Linked DNA regions of Mus musculus: region 2 is linked to region 1. Evidence: chromatin loops called from intact Hi-C (ENCODE). Cell type or tissue: gastrocnemius. All regions are shown on one strand. Links, peaks and the distances in the headings refer to the core of each region. The heading gives the core; the rest is flanking DNA.

The links. A loop is a pair of places that touch in the nucleus more often than their neighbours do. Peaks named below come from ENCODE experiments on the same cell type or tissue, not always from the same donor. Only the 100,000 strongest peaks of a DNase experiment are listed, where the experiment ranks them.
Region 2: a loop joins it to region 1, with 13 times the contacts of the local background. A loop is called at or near these places in 3 of 42 quality-filtered maps.

Annotation. Positions count from the first base shown.
Region 1 is chr1:183,930,998-183,933,804 of GRCm38, reverse strand. No RefSeq gene overlaps it. Among named protein-coding and RNA genes, the nearest start is that of Gm34130, 4.9 kb to the left of the region's middle. In gastrocnemius, for the core only: no CTCF peak of the experiment used is centred there; a DNase peak (open chromatin) is centred at 1,410; H3K27ac peaks cover 1,416 bases.
Region 2 is chr1:184,038,309-184,041,115 of GRCm38, reverse strand. All of the region lies in intron 2 of Dusp10 (dual specificity phosphatase 10), which reads right to left. Among named protein-coding and RNA genes, the nearest start is that of Dusp10, 5.3 kb to the right of the region's middle. In gastrocnemius, for the core only: no CTCF peak of the experiment used is centred there; a DNase peak (open chromatin) is centred at 1,593; H3K4me3 peaks cover 2,500 bases; H3K27ac peaks cover 2,500 bases.

The DNA of each region.
Region 1 (2,807 bases), core at 79-2,578:
TTTCTTGCTGTGTTTCAGAATGGCACCATTATAAAAGGAAACCAGTACATCTGGAGTTTGCTGGCTAGTACCTCTTTCTTCAGACCTCCATGAGAAGTGGGATCTACTGTCTTTAAGAAAACTCTCTCAAAAATGCCCAATCTTCCAAAAACCTAATTCACAGGCACCACGTCAGATCTTAACCTGATCTGATTATTGAGCCCCTGCTTTTAGGGAGACAAGTAGTCTTAGTCTTGGCTGAAGTGAACTCACATGAGTTGTTACAGTCAGTGAAAGGTAGAGAAGGCAATAGTCTGGCCCATCCACCCAGAGCATATGAGTCTTGCTTCTGCTCTATGATGGACTCTCTGGTCTCCATGGTGACATTCTCTGCTCTGTGTTAGGAGACTCATCTATAAATGGGGATCTCTTGCCCCTAGACATTTCAGCTGCTCAATGGCCACATACTTCATAGAAGAATAAAGTTTCCACACCCTTCTTTTCCTAAGGGGGATACAAGCTGAGTGTACTGGCTAGTTTTGTGTCAACTTGACACAGGCTGGAGTTATCACAGAGAAAGGAGCTTCAGTTGGGGAAATGCCTCCACGATATCCAGCTGTAAGGCATTTTGTCAATTAGTGATCAAGGAGGGAGGGCCCCTTATGGGTGGTGCCATCTCTGGGCTGGTAGTCTTGGTTCTATAAGAGAGCAGGCTGAGCAAGCCAGCGGGTGGGGGGGAGCCAGTAAAGAACATCCCTCCATGGCCTCTGCATCAGCTCCTGCTTCCTGACCTGCTTGAGTTCCAGTCCTGACTTCCCTGGTGATGAACAGCAATGTGGAAGTGTTAGCTGAGTAAACCCTTTCCTCCCCAACTTGCTTCTTGGTCATGATGTTTTGTCCAAGAACAGAAACCCTGACTAAGACACCGAGTCTCCACTTAGACGCTTGAATTCTCAGACTACATGAAGTTCCAAGGACTTCCCATAGGTTTGCCCAGCAATTAGAGTCAGCTTGATTATATGAAACCTTCCCTTCCTCTCAGAAAATCAGAAGGGAACCAACACACACACACACACACACACACACACACACACACACACACACACACTGACTTATGGAACTAAACTCTCACCAGAGCCCCCAATATGCTGTTGTCTATCTATGCTATAAATAACTTTCCTAACTTACCCAATCACTTACCCAAAATGACAAACTACCCCAGTGTCCCCTTTGAACTCTAACCCTGAGACCTTTCACCTATGACATATACCAAAATGCATACATGGAGAGAAGAGAAAAGCACAACTTCTGCTCAGGACCCTGGGCAGCTGCCAGAAGGGCAGCCTGGAGCACTGACTTGGACTGCTGGCTGTGGGGCAGGGTTGCTCTGACCAGGTGGTCCTTCCTGAGTAGGTCCTTGTGAGAATCATGGCATGCTTTGCCCAGCTCTTCCCCATCACACTTGGCTGGACCACCTCTTCCCAAGCCTTACAATTGGACCTCAAACAACATCCCAGTTAGGATCCAGCAGGAAGAGCTCAGTGCGACAACTTCCTCACTGCTGTGCTGTATGTCACCACAAAAAGAGGTCAATTCACATCATCCCCTTCGTGGCTAAATAGCTCAGGAGCAGCAACAAGCTGATTCCTGAGCCCTGCAGCCACAGTCAGGCCAACCATTCCTTATTCAGTCTGTGCACAGCTAGTCAACCTCTCCAGAGAGGATATATATATATATATTTTAACTCGAGACTGATATGCAGGTGTAATCCCATGGGGACCATTTGTCACCCTTCTGGCCAGCAGCTCTGTGAGACACTAATATTAGAATCAAGTTTCCTCAGCCTTTGAAAACTTTAGTATAGAATGAGATTACACAGTCTCAATTCCCCTCTTAAGAAACTTGCTTGATCTCCTAAGTCCCACAGAGGATAATCTCTCGCAGGACAGCTCAGGTGACAGTACACTCTTTCTCCATTTCAGGGGGATGACTGCAAATCCGTGTCCTGGTCAGGAAGGTCACAGAATGAGCCCAGGTTAGATAAGCAGGACACATCCTTCATCTAGCTTTTCTCCCTGGAGGAGAGAGCATATTATTGAATATCCTTGAAAATATTTGCAAAAAGTTCATTGTGAGGAAGGTGAAGTGATTTAGGAGAATTAGAGACCAGCAAATCTGTGTTTGAATCCCAGTTCTTTTTAGACTGAGACTGATGAATTAGCTTATTCTTCAACCTATCTGAGGCATGACCTCTGCCTCTGTTAAAAAGAACAATGGCTGTCAGCCTTTGGAGGGCCTTGTAATGATTAGTCATATGTGTTTGAAGTGTCTGGCCCAGAGTAAGCTTTCAATGCGACCTGGTTATTCTTAGGAGTGGAGTAATCGGGGGTTTATTTAGAGGTTCTTGGATGGTATGGGCAGAGATCAGTGGGGATGAGGCTCAAGTTCTTCCCTGAGTGTTCTCTGGGGAATGGCCAGACTGAGGACAGGACCCAAGACTACACGACCCATCAAACTGCCCAGTGGTGGCATCTCTCTGGCATTAAGAAAAGTTGGTAGTACATTGGCCAGTAAGAATAAGAAGATATGGAGTGACAGTTATGCTGTGTAGCTGGAGCTTGGCCAGCATTACAAGGTCCCTATTACACCCACCTGGCCCAGCCCATCTCCTGGAGATCCTTCTTCATAGGTGCCATGACTCTATGCAAGGTGACAAGAAGAAGATGTAAACCAATGTGGCCTTATATGGTTTTATCAGAATGTCATAGCTTTTCCCAGAAAGAAGCCAAGGTGTAGCTCATATCTGTACACCTTGAGCCCTGGCGTCC
Region 2 (2,807 bases), core at 144-2,643, 110 kb before region 1:
TCTGACATAACAATTGCACAGGCAGAGACAGGCCCTGAAACAGGGTCTCCAGGAAGGGGAGGGAGGCCTCTCCTGAGACTCAAGACCCAGTCACTAACAGTGGCATTCCACATTTGGAGAACACTCCTGGGCAGGTATATGACACTACATGTTTAACTTGGGGGCAAAAAAACAAAAAAATGTCTACACCACTCTGTAAAATACTCCCAGCTCAATTAAATATATAACACTAACTCTAAACAGTAGACTATAGCATAAGACATAAAATATTTCAAAAACAAGGAAGGGAAGGCCAATAGGTGAAGCATATACTTAATCTGGTTGGGAATAAAGGGGTTCACTTTGAAAATTGTGATCATAACGGTTTAAAGGCCACGGCTACCAAGAAAGAGTTGTAGAAAACATGCCCTTCCCACATATATAAAGGACAAATAAGTTCCCTGACCCCAGTGATGTGAAAAAGGACAGATGTGACAACAGAACAGCACCTCTCGTCTTAGAAGGTCAAGGACTGTCGAGCCTTGAGGTTGGAGAGCAAGTTACAGATGATCACAACAATCAACACTGGTTGGGAAAGGTTACAATCCTTTCAAAGACTGAGTCTCTAAAGAGCTATTCATGTGGCTCACTCAGAGGAGGTTGACCAGAAACAAGGGCCTGGTGCTCTATATCCTTCAGTGGGTAAGAACAAGCCAGAGACTACACCGTCTCAGACCTAGGTCACAGCGGGGCGGGGACTATAAATTAGAACAGTAACTTAATCCCAGGGGCTTCTGTGCCTCCGATCAGTTTCGTCCCAACCTGACACTGCTTAACTAAAATGGCAACCCAGCCGCCACCGGGCCCGACAGGCAGCTCCAAAAATGGAGACCGTGGCATTGAAACTGAGGGACATAAAAGTTGGAACGGGAGGGTAGCAACCGGTGTTTACAAACATGAACCAGAACCTCAGACGGATCAGGCATCTTTTGGGAAAAAAAAAAAAAATCTCTGAAAATAAACCAAGAAGGCCTGGGGACTTACAACCATATAGTCAAACCATCTACCCCCACCCCACCCCAGCAGACACAGGCTCCCTACAAAATTCACTCACTCCAAAATGGTACCACTCCCCCACTAGCTGAAATACAATCTCAGCTCACCAACAAGGTGAATCCTAAAATAAACCTCAGAAGAGAAGCCAGCCCAGGATGGTGTGCTTGATCCACTCAAGAACCTAGGAGAAGCTGCACACCATACTTGTTGAGAGAAAAGCACCTCTCATCTCTACCTCAAGGGCGCTCTGACATTAACCTCTGGTCTGAGCAGAGAAGAGGCTAACAGGGGACTCCATGTCCCATCTCCTTTAGCTCTTCCCTAACTTGATCCTGATTTTAGGCCATTCCTCACAAAGGTACCACTTAATAATGACAACAAAGTAGACGACCAGACCTTTTACTCCTGAACTATGTATTTTCAACCAAATTCCAAGATAGTTGAAGGAACAACCCCCCCGAAAACTACAAATAACCCAACCTCTACCACCAGAGCGTCTTCCCAGCCGGCCGCCAGGGTCGAACCAATCCGAAATGATGAGCCCTCAGCGCAGCTGCCCAGGGCGCCTGGTGGTGAGGTCAGCAGCCCCGCCCCACTGAGGCAGTCTTTACACTGACTCCCATGAGCAAACCCAGGCTGCAGGGATCCTCAGATGTACCTATGGGAGAAGAGTACAGGAATCCCTTCTTCTTCCTCAGCACTGCCCAAGAGAGACATTTCTCAGCAACTGATGGGCCATCCCTCTACCCACCAAGCTCCACAGCAAGAGCTAGGATAGGATCTATGCATCGTAATCAGCCCTGTGTTCGAGTTTAGAGCCATCATAAACTACGTTGTCTGCTTACTCTTCTTAGATGACACAGACAAAAGGGGTTGATTTTTACCAAACCTATCCTATCTTCAGGAGGCAGAAAAGATGCCTACAAAGCTATTGGTTACAGGTGTGGGGATTTGTAGATGGTGTTTTCTCAGCTGTGAAAAGAAAGACAAGATGGGACCAAGGGAAGTGCAACAGGCTAAAGCCACATCAGATGGGGGGGGGGAGTAAGGGGGAGAGGGGGGTTTCTAAAAGTCAACCAAACAAAAATTCAGAAGAACACAGCTACACAACAGAACCCTGACATATTTGTGACTCCGAGAAAACTTACTGCCACTGCCTAGGACAGTGCCCAGAGCTTCTAGAACTGTGAGCCCGCATGCCCCAAAGAGAGCAGCCTCCACAGTTGTCCACAAAGACAGCAAAGGATTAGCATGGGAAGAGGCATTACACAGCAAAGGATGGCTGAGCCACATTGCTAAGAGCAAGGACGATGTTTAGAGCTATCCCACCAAGACAAATCCTAGATTGCTTCCCTAAGCAGTCGGTCCCGTTAAATGGGAAAAGTGTTCAAAGGAACTCAGCACCACTGATAATCAACCACTCTTTAGTGCTGGGGTTGGGACACCCCACCCCCTCCCACCCCACCCCACCCCACCCCACCCCACCCCACCCACCATGCACACAATGGCTCAAAATTCGAAACGAAGATAGTTATCACTCTCCATCATGACTAGGTAGATATTATCAGAAGAGTAATGCTCAAAGCCCAAAAGGACAAAGATGAGCAAGTGGACTGTGCCCATGGTCAGGACAACACTGTATGTTAGAAGCTCAGAGAAGACTGGGTCATCTATTCCTTTTTTTGGGGGGGGGGGGGTGTCCAGTCATCAGTTATTCTACACTAGGGGAAAATGATGTATGACTCCTTCTAGGGAAGAGACAGAAGCTAACT